Regions from separate parts of the Homo sapiens genome. Here region 2 is linked to region 1. Evidence: read pairs that join two places in POLR2A ChIA-PET (ENCODE). Cell type or tissue: MCF 10A. All regions are shown on one strand. Each heading gives the region's core, and the rest is flanking DNA. Links, peaks and the distances in the headings are about the cores only.

Region 1 (5,367 bases), core at 321-5,320:
TGGTCCCTCAGACCCTGGCCCAGCTGTAAACCGAACAGAGAGCCCCATGGGGGCCCTGCAGCCAGGTGAGAGCATGGCTGGGGTGTGGGGAGAGGGAGTGCTCTGTCTAGTAACTGAGAACCTCTGTTGGGGATGTATGGGGGCGGAGGGTGGGGAATGAATGGAGACAATCACCTCCTTAAAGGAGTTGCCCAGGGCCTCCTTCAAACAACCTAGGATAATAAATTCATACTCACTGGGAAATCTGGGAGAAGTCATTTGCCCTTTTGGGGCTAGAATGTTCTAATATGTAACATGGATATGTTTAGAACAAAAAAAATATATAAAAATTAGTTGGGCGTGGTGGTGCATACCTGTAGTCCCAGCTATTCCGGAGGCTGAGGTGGGAGATCACTTGTCCTGGAGGTCAAGGCTGCAGTAAGCCCACATTGCACCACTGCACACCAGCCTGGATGACAGAGTGAGAACCTGTCAAAAGAAAAAAAGAAAAAAATTCCAATGCCCAAGCCACGTCCCAAGAAATTCTTATTCCTTGGTCTCCAGAAGATTCTAATATGCAGCCCATGTGTCGAACTGCTGGGGTACTACCTCCCTGATAGTAGCATTAATGAAAATGATAGCTGACATCCATTTAGCACTTACTGGGTGTTGGGCACCGGGCTAAACATTTCATCTTCTTCACAACGCAATGAGGCAGGTGCTGTTATCTCCATTTTGCAGATTTGTTTGGAAAAGTTAAATGACTTGCCAACCACACTAGAGGGTGATACAAAATCAAAAGCACTTTTCAAATGGCTATTTTAATATTGTTATAATTGCAGATGAAGCCGAGGAGTGGCCGGGGCGCCCCCAAAGCCATCCCCCAGCACCCCCAGTCCAGGCCCCCTCGACGTCACGCCGGGGCCTCATTCGAGTCACCACGCAGCGAGCCCTGGGCCAGCCTCCCCCTCCGGAGCCCACCGCCAGCTCCATGGCTTCAGCCCCAGCCTCCAGCCCCCCAGCCAACGCCACTGCACCCCCGCTACGCTGGGGCCCCCTTCGGCGGGTCCTGAGCTTCTCCTGGGAGCTGCACGTCTACGGGGTGGGGGTACTCTTTCTGCTGCCCGCGTTGTTGGCGCTGGCTGCGCTGGCAGCCGCCCCAGCAGGGCCCCGGCTGGCATTGGTGGCCGCGGTGCTGGTGCTCGTGGCTTCGGCGCTGCGATCCGCCTACATGCTTACCGACCCTTACGGCTCGCAGGCGCGGCTGGGCGTTCGCGGGGGCCTGGTGCTCTACAACCTGCCCTTCCCCTTGCTGCTTACGGCGCTGGCAGCCCTGACTCTGCTCGGCCTGGGCGCGGGGCTGCCGCCACCGCTGCAAAACCCACTCCTGCTGGGAGCAGTGGCGCTGGTGCATGGTGTAGGGTTGCTCGCGACAGACCTGCTGTCCACATGGTCTGTGCTCAACCTCCTGACGCAGGGCTTGTCGTGCGCCTGGGGCGCGGCCGTGGCTCTGGGCACGCTCTGCCTGTGCCGTCGCCGCCTGCTGGACGGCCCACGGGGCTGGGATGCCAGCCCGGGCCCTCGGCTGTTGGCTGTGGCGGGCGCGCTGGGGCTGCTGGCTAGCGGCTTGCAGCTGGCGGCTGCGCTCTGGCTGTACCCGGGCCCAGGCCGCGTGGGCCGCTTCTCGTGGGCCTGGTGGGGTGTCCACTTCTGGCTGCGCCTCCTGGAGCTGACATGGGCGCTCGCCCTGGCGTTGGCCGCGGTGGCTGCCGCGAGACCCAGGCCGCCCACGGAGCACGCTTGCTGGGCTAAGCTGATGCGTCTGGCGTGCCCGGCGCCGTCAGGAAAGAGCGAGGTGCCGGAGCGACCCAATAACTGCTATGCAGGGCCCAGCAACGTTGGTGCAGGCAGCTTGGACATCAGCAAGAGCCTCATCCGCAACCCGGCGGAGAGTGGGCAGCTGGCCACGCCCAGTTCAGGCGCCTGGGGCTCGGCTGCGTCGTTGGGTCGCGGACCCCAGGGTGGCCCGGGACTGTCCCGCAACGGTGTGGGACCGGCGCCATCGCTGAGCGAGCTGGATCTGCGGCCGCCATCGCCCATCAACCTGAGCCGCAGCATCGACGCCGCGCTCTTCCGCGAGCACCTAGTGCGAGACAGTGTGTTCCAGCGCTGCGGCCTCCGCGGCCTGGCCTCCCCGCCGCCTGGAGGCGCTCTGCGGCCGCGCCGGGGCAGCCATCCCAAAGCCGAGCTCGACGACGCTGGCTCCTCGCTCCTCCGCGGCCGCTGCAGGTCGCTCAGCGACGTGCGCGTGCGCGGGCCGGTCCCACAGCACGTAGTGGAAGCACCCGACGGGGCAGCCGCTGCGGCTTCTGGCAGCTCCCTCGACAGCTTCTCCAGGGGTTCACTCAAGATCAGTTGGAACCCCTGGCGCCACGGGCTGTCATCAGTGGACAGTCTGCCCCTAGATGAGTTGCCCAGCACGGTACAGCTACTGCCTGCCCCGACCCCAGCCCCTGATTCTACCGCCGCTCGGCAGGGGGACGGCCAGGGAGAGGTCCAGCCGCGCGGCAAGCCTGGGGAATCCCGCAGCGCCTCCAGTGATACCATCGAGCTTTGAAGAGCGGTCCTGACGCAGGGCCAGGACCCTGCCCGATGCCCACATGGCATGGCCTACTGGGACAGTTGAGCCTTTAAAAAATGGGCATCCTGGCCAGGCGCGGTGGCTCACGCCAGGAATCCCAGCACTTTGGGAGGCCGAGGTGGGTGGAACACGAGGTCAGGAGTTCGAGATCAGCCTCCTGGTCTCGAACATAGCGAAACCCTCGTCTCTACTAAAAATACAAAAAAATTAGCCAGGTGGCACACGCCTGTAGTCCCAGCTACTCGGGAGGCTGAGGCGGGAGAATTGCTTGAACAGGGAGGCAGAGGTTGCAGTGAGCCGAGACCACGCCATTGCACTCCAGCCTGGGTGACAAGAGTGAGACTCCGTCTCAAAAAAAAAAAAAAAAAAAAAAAAAAAAAAGGCATCCCCAGGCCTCTCTACCTGACGGCAACCCCCGGGGGACAGCCAGGTTTGAACTCACCCCACCCCCATGCCGTTTTTTGCTTTTAATATTTCTATTTTTTTTTCAGCCGGCATTTTGCACAGAGGCCGTGTCTTATGCGGAATACAGGGTGGGTGTGCATGGATTCGGGCATGAAGAACAGGGAGCAGGTGCCCCAGACTCCCCAACGTGGAGTGATGAGCCTCGCTTGTCTAGATTGTCCTCTTTGTGCCAAAGAAATAAACCCTTAGGACTTGGCTCATGCTTCCCTCTGGCCATGCCAGGATCCTGTACTCATAGGAGGAAGGAGAGACTGGAGGCCCTGCCTCCCAGTCATTCTAAGTCCTGTGTATTGGACGGAGAGCAGGACTCCGAGGAAAGGTTGCTTGAGGCTTGGAGGCTCTGGTCATAATGGCGACCACACTTTTATTGAATATCTGTTGTGTACTGTCCAGGTCTTCACATTTGTCACCTCATTTAATTCTCATGTTAAGCCTGAGTGGAAAGCATTATGAAGCCCATTTGAGGAAAGAGAAGAGTGAAGTTCAGAGGCAAAAGTCATCTGTCCAGGGTCCTTTGCCAAATGACAGCTGGCATGGAACCCTCCTAAGGCTGATTCCTCTATCCTCCTTCTCCTAACAGCACTTCAGGGGCAACCTTCTCCTCTATCTTTTCTCCACTCACCATCAAAGAAGCCCTCAATTTCCCAGGATTCTAGGACATTTCCCTAAGGTGGGGGTGGTGGGACAGGTAGTAAGACTGATGCCTTTTAACTTTCCAAGACCTTTCTTTATTTCCTGAGATGAATAAATAAGTGGCAATGGGGTGTGGGGATGTGGTGAACACAGAACAGGAACTGGCAGCATGCAGCTGGCAGGAGGGAGCTGTGATGGCCCCACCCCTGTGAGGACCACCTAATCCTAAGCAGGGGCCAAAGCTCTAGCAGCCACCATTAAGGAAAAACTTTTGAAATTCACACATTGTGAAGCCTGCCAGTCCCCGCCAGGTGAAGAGCTCATGGTATCCACCTTCAGGGCTACTTTTTACCCCAGGGGCCTTGTCTGCCCGGGCCTGGGTACCTGGGCTGCTCTGTAAGGCAGGTAGGGGTGCTTACCCCACTCTCAAAAATAAACCAAGCTGTCCTGAGTGTCCAGCAGGAGGGCAGCCCAAGCTCTGGGGGCAGCGTGGGTGGGAGGAGGTCCTACAGGTGGTGGCCGCGATTATCTGCCCTTGATGAAGCCCTCCAGCACACGGTCACTGCGCTCTGACAACCAGTAGCCAGTCATGGCCGCCACAGCCCCAATGAAGATGGCGGTGAACACCAAGTCGCCCTTAGCAGCCAGCGTGGCCAGTGCACAGATGATGATGCCAAAGAACATCTGCTGCAGCACCACCAACTCGTCTTCTGTCATCTCTGAGAAGAAGCCTGCTGACTCTGCAGAGGAGCAAGAGATGCAGCCTGGCACTCGTATCCCTGTTCCTGGTAGTTCTTGGAGTCTCCCCAGAACTCCCACACACCTGATCATCATGGCCACCAGGCCTGCCCAGCAAGCCAGGCACACTACATTTACTGCTCAAAACCACCCTGCAAGGGGCAGTTACCATCCCTGTCTCACTAAATGGGAAAGTGAGGCTCAGAGAGGTAAAGGGGTTGGACTTGCCAAGGCCATGTGGTGGACAAGTTGGGGGCAGAGCATTTATTACGTGTATGAGTCTCGTTCCACGGTCAGACTGTCTGGATTGGGATCCCAGCTTTGCGACTTGCTTGCCATATAGCCCTGGGAAAGTAGCTTCATCTCTCTGCATCTTCATTTTTACATATGTAGAGTGGGGATGAGAACCCAACTTCCAGCGTCGGGTTGTTTCAGGGGTTAAATCAGTTAAGATGGGGAATGCACCTAGAACAGCATCTGACACAGTAATTGCTGGGGAAATGGTCCCTGCCATCATCGTTGTGATTACCCTGCATCTCACCACACCCCCGGCCTAGGACAGCTCTCAGCAGGCCAGGGCAAACACTGGTCCCATTGGATAGATGAGGAAACAGGTTAAGGAGGCAGACTGATTTGATGCCAGGTCTGATTCCCTTTGTACCCTGGAAGGTATAAGGCTGCTGAGAGCCAACCTGGAGATCAGATGTAGAGCCCGGTCTCAGTGCAGCCTCCAGGGGGCTGGGTGGCAGTAGGGATGGGGCAGGGCCTGGAGCTGCCACTGCTACCTGGGGAAGGGGCTTGCCTGCCTTCTCTTTGAATGAGGACCTCCCCTCTCCCGCCCCAGGGCTCACCTGGGATCTGCTCCTTCACACAGATGCCTTCCATCTGCTTGTAGCCCTCGGCACAGATGC
Region 2 (5,312 bases), core at 1-5,000, 61 kb after region 1:
GTAGTCCCAGCTACTCATGAGGCTGAGGTGGGAAGATTGCTTGAGTTCAGGAGTTTGAGGCCAGCCTGGGCAACATGATGAGACCCTGAGCATGGTGGCTCATGCCTATAATCCCAGCACTTTGGGAGGCTGAGGCAGGAGGATTGCTTGAGTCCAGGAACTCGAGATCAGCCTCGGCGACATAGCAAGAACCTATCTCTAAAAATAAAATTAGCCAGGCAGGATGGCATATGTCTGTAGTCTCAGCTACTCAGGAGGCTGAGATGGAGGATCACTTGAGCCCAGCAGGTTGAGGCTGCAGTGAGCCATGATCACACCATTGCACTCCAGTCTGGGCAACGGAGCAAGACCCTGTCTCAAAAAGAAAATGCAAATGGTCATACAGAAAGGATGCTAATGCAAAGGCATAGCTGTTTAGAGCAGAGGTTCATAGCTGTTTTTGTGCCATGAATTTCCTTGGCAGCCTGGGGAAACTACAGACTCTCAGAATGATATTTTTATTTTTTATTTAATTAATTTTTTTTTGAGACAGGGTCTTGCTCTGTTGCCCAGGCTGGAGTGCAGTGGTACCATCATGGCTCACTGAGCCTTGACCTCCTGGGCTCAAGTGAACTTCTTGCCTCAGCCATGCAAGTAGCTTGGATTACAGGCATGCACCACTATACCTGGCTTATTTTACATTTTTTGTAGAGATGGGGGTCTTGCTATATTGCCCAGGCTGGTCTCAAATTCTTGGCCTCAAGCAAACCTCCTGCCTTAGCCTCCCAAAGTGCTAGGATTACAGGCATGAGCCACCACACCCTGCCTTATTTTATTTATATTTTTAGAGACAGGGTCTTGCTCAGACTGAAGTGTAGTGGTACAATCATAACTCACTACAACCTCGAACTCCTAGGCTCAAGGGGCCCTCCCACCTCAGCCTCCTGAGTAGCTGGGATGTGTGCCACCACACCCAGCTAATTTTTGTATTTTTTGTAGAGACAAGGTCTTACTGTGTTGCCCAGGCTGGTCTTGAACTCCTGACCTCAAGAAATACTCCTGCCTCAGCCTCACAGACTGCTGGGATTACAGGTGTGAGCCACTGTGCCCTGACCCTGCCTTGTTTTGACTGAACAATATATCTTGACTGTTTTCTCCAGATCATGAAGAAACATAAAGAACATCCTTACTCTTTTTTTTTTTTTGAGATGGAGTTTCACTGTTGTTGCCCAGGCTGGAGTGCAGTGGTACATTCTCGGCTCACTGCAACCTCTGCCTCCTGGGTTCAAGCGATTCTCCTGCCTCAGCCTCCTGAGTAGCTGGGATTACAGGAGCGTGCCACCACGCCTGGCTAATTTTTGTATTTTTTGAGTAGAGACAGGGTTTCACCATGTTGGCCAGGCTGGTCTCCAACTCCTGACCTCAGGCAATCCACCCGCCTTGGCCTCCCAAAGTGCTGGGATTACAGGCATGAGCCACCACCCCTGGCTCAGTCTTTTTTTTTTTTTTTTTTTTTTTTTGAGACAGTCTTGCTCTGTCGCCCAGGCTGGGGTGCAGTGGCACAATCTTGGATCACTGCAAGCTCCGCCTCCCGGGTTCACGCCATTCTCCTGCCTCAGCCTCCTGAGTAGCTGGGACTACAGGTGCCCACTACCACGCCCGGCTAATTTTTTTGTATTTTTTTAGTAGAGATGGGGTTTCACCGTGTTAACCAGGATGGTCTTGATCTCCTGACCTTGTGATCCGCCTGCCTCGGCCTCCCAAAGTTCTGGGATCACAGGCATGAGCCACGGCGCCCGGGCCTTAATTTATATGTAGATAGAGTAGGGAGGAAAGAATGAGAGAGAAAGAGAAAGACTAGCTTCTTGTCTGTGATATTAGTTCGAATATACAGTATTTTCCCTGTTTATTTGATGTCTTTTTACTTTTTGTTCATGGTGTTATAAATTTAACATGCAGAATATATTTTTAAATTTAGTGGCTTCTCAATTTTGAGTTGTAGCCACAGTCCTTTTCCAATCCGAGGTGTCCCAGATGATTTTCATGTACTACAGAGTTTGAGAACCATGCTCAGACATTGCCTTTCTCACTGGAATGTGAATTCCCCAAAGGCAGGGACAAGAACTAAGTCATCCATGTCCCCAGCAGCTCATAGTGTCTGGCATAGTGTAAAAATTTCAACGCCTGTAATCCCAGCACTTTGGGAGCTCGAGGCGGGAGGATCGCTTAAGCCCAGGAGTTCGAGACCAGCCTGGGCAACATGGCAAAACTCCATCTCTATTAAAAGAAAAAAAAGAAAAAAAATTTAAAAAGAAAGAAATGCTGGTTGAATAGATAAATTCCAATGGAGCCAAAACCGTCTCCCTCTCCTAATTGCTGTGAAGAATCCCCGGGTTTATCCTTCATCCCTGGACAGTGCTCTCTGGCTGTAGCTCGTGGTTATCTTCGTCTTTCTGTGTCTGGTTTTCTGTCAGGGCCAGACCTCTCCTGAGTCATCTATTGGCCTATCTATCTCAGGACATCAAGTACACAGTAGAGCAATAAATATTTGAGCCATGACTGTTGAAGGGAGGGGCCCCGACTCTTTCTCCAGAACCTCTTCCCTAAAGGGTTTTGCTTGTACCTTTCTCCTGGCTCTTGGTCTGTCCTTAAGTTTAAGTTATATGTGTTCCTGTCTCCTCACTCTCTCTTCATGCTCCCTTCTCAAATCCTTTGCAATGATGTTTCCTTTGTCTTGATCATCCCCCAGGATTTAGTCAGGATTTACCTCAAAGCTCACCTCCTTGGAGGCGTTTCTTGAACGCATAGGCCAATCTAACTCTCCAGCTGTTATTATATCACCTCGTTTTGTTTTCTTCCCAGAACATCATTATCTGAAATTATTTTGTTTATTTGCATATTTATTCATGGTCTGAGTTCCCACCTTCCTCAGGAATGTCAGCTCCTTGAAGTGTGGGACAAGGCTGTCTTGTTTCCTGTTGTATTCTTAGCCCCAGAAGGACTGGCATATAGTAAGTGCTTAATAAATATTTCCTGAATGAATGAATGAATGGTTGCCTGAGAGCCCCTCCAGGGAAGGATTTAGATCTAAATAATAATAATTTCCATTTATTGAGCTCTAAGGATGCACTAGACTCTGTAGCAAGTACATTTCACGATTATCTCTTTTAATCTGCATGGAAACCAGATGCAGTAGAGCTATTTTTATCCCCAGTTGTTGGATCAAACTGAAGCTTAGAAAATTTAGCTCACACAGCTAGCGCTAGACCACTGGTTCTCAAAGTGGGCTCCCTGAGCAGCCATGGCTTCTGAATCATCTGGGAACCTTTAGTAACGCAAATTCCTAGGCACCACCCCAGACTTACTAAGTGAGAAATTCTGGGGTGGGGCCTAGCAATCTGAATTTTAACAAACCCGCCAGCTGATTCTGATGTACCAAAGTGTGAAAAACCCTGTGTTAAAAGAAAGATGAGGTTAAATGTTTTTTTAAAAAACACAGCTTTATTGAGATAGAATTCACATCACCCACTCAAGTGTACAAGTCAATGATTTTTAGTATATTTACAGGGTTGTGCAAACATCACTGAAATAATTTGTAATTAATAGGTAAAAAAAAAAAAAAAAAAAAAGGAAACCTGGCCGGGCGTGGTAGTTCATGCCTGTAATCCCAGCACTTTGGGAGGCAGAGGCGGGCAGATCACTTGAGGTCAGGAGTTCGAGACCAGCCTGGCCAACGTGGTGAAACCCCCGTCTCTACTAAAAAATACAAAAAATAGCCGGGTGTGGTGGCAGGCGCCTGTAATCCCAGCTACTTGGGAGGCTGAGGCAGGAGAATCACTTGAACCCGGGAGGCAGAGGTCACTAAAAATACAAAAATTAGCTAGGTGTGGTGGCACACGCCTGTGGGAGGTAGAGGTTGCTGTAAGCTGAGATCGCGCCATTGCACTCCAGCCTGGGTGGTGACATAGCGAGACTCTGTCTCAAAAAAAAAAAAAAAAAAAAAAAAAAAAAAAAAAAGAAGAAGGCCGGGCGCGGTGGCTCACGCCTGTAATCCCAGCACTTTGGGAGGCTGAGGCAGGCAGATCACGAGGTCAGGAGATCAAGACCATCCTGGCTAACACGGTGAAACCCCGTCTCTACTAAAAATACAAAAAAATTAGCCAGGCGTGGTGGCAGGCACCTGTAGTCCCAGCTACTGGGGAGGCTGAGGCAGGAAAATGGCGTGAACCCGGGAGGCGGAGCTTGCAGTGAGGCGAGATCGTGCCACTGCACTCCAGCCTGAGTGACAGAGCAATGCTCTGTCTCAAAAAAAAAAAAAAGAAAGAAAAGAAAAAGAAAAGGCTGGGTGCGGTGGCTCCTGCCTGTAATCCTAGAACTTTGGGATGCCCAGCCGGGTGGGTCATGAGGTCAGGAGATCGAGACCATCCTGGCTAACACGGTGAAACCCCGTCTCTACTAAAAATACAAAAAATTAGCCGGGCGTGGTGGCGGGCGCCTGTAGTCCCAGCTGCTCTAGAGGCTGAGGCAGGAGAATGGCGGGAACCTGGGGGGCGGAGCTTGCAGTGAGCGGAGATGGTGCCACTGCACTCCAGCCTGGGCGACAGAGCGAGACTCCGTTTCAAAAAGAAAAGAAAAAAAAAAAAAAGAAAAGAAAACCCTGAAAGAAACCCTGTACTAATTAGCAGCCACTCCCCATTCCCCTCCCATCCCCTACTCCCAGCCCGAAGCAACCACTAACCCATTTTGTCTTTTTTTTTTTTTTTTTTTTTTTGGAGGCGGAGTCTCGCTCTGTCGCCCAAGGCTGGAGTGTAGTGGTGCGATCTCGGCTCACTGCAAGCTCCGCCTCCCGGGTTCACGCCATTCTCCTGCCTCAGCCTCCCGAGTAGCTGGGACTACAGGCGCCCGCCACCACGCCCGGCTAATTTTTTGTATTTTTAGTAGAGACCGGGTTTCACCGTGTTAGCCAGGATGGTCTCGATCTTCTGACCTCGTGATCCGCCCACCTCAGCCTCCCAAAGTGCTGAGATTACAGGCGTGAGCCACCGCGCCCGGCCCTACTTTGTCTTTATATAGATTTGCCTATTCTAGACATTTCATATAAGTGGAATCATACAATATGTATATGATTCCTGTGACTGGCTTTGTCTACTTTCTGTACTGTTTGCAAGGTTCCTCCATGTGGTAGTATGGATCCTTTTTGATAAATAATATGCCATGTATGGATAGGCACATTTAAAAAATCGATTTATAAATTGAACATTCATGTGTTTCTACCTTTTGGCTATTACGAATAATCCTATGGATATTCACATACAAGTTTTTGTGTAGACATA

What was found. ChIA-PET counts read pairs that join two places held together with the same protein. Peaks named below come from ENCODE experiments on the same cell type or tissue, not always from the same donor. Only the 100,000 strongest peaks of a DNase experiment are listed, where the experiment ranks them.
Region 2: POLR2A ChIA-PET joins it to region 1 with 12 read pairs; 30 of 35 experiments call an interaction of 5 or more read pairs at or near these places.

The regions. Positions count from the first base shown.
Region 1 is chr3:9,943,456-9,948,822 of GRCh38, reverse strand. It overlaps CRELD1 (CRELD disulfide isomerase 1), which reads right to left. Exons shown (of 11, transcript NM_001077415.3): 10 at 5,308-5,367; 11 at 3,417-4,458. The coding sequence ends at 4,244. It overlaps PRRT3 (proline rich transmembrane protein 3), which reads left to right. Exons shown (of 4, transcript NM_207351.5): 3 at 1-65; 4 at 822-3,281. The coding sequence ends at 2,596. It overlaps PRRT3-AS1 (PRRT3 antisense RNA 1), which reads right to left and starts at 1,419. Exons shown (of 4, transcript NR_046734.1): 1 at 1,219-1,419; 2 at 643-756; 3 at 354-468. RefSeq lists enhancers at 1,165-1,826, 2,489-3,151. In MCF 10A, for the core only: CTCF peaks have their summits at 1,519 (motif pointing left) and 2,170; DNase peaks (open chromatin) are centred at 1,482 and 2,212.
Region 2 is chr3:9,881,853-9,887,164 of GRCh38, reverse strand. No RefSeq gene overlaps it. Among named protein-coding and RNA genes, the nearest start is that of CIDEC, 4.3 kb to the right of the region's middle. In MCF 10A, for the core only: no CTCF peak of the experiment used is centred there; a DNase peak (open chromatin) is centred at 2,514.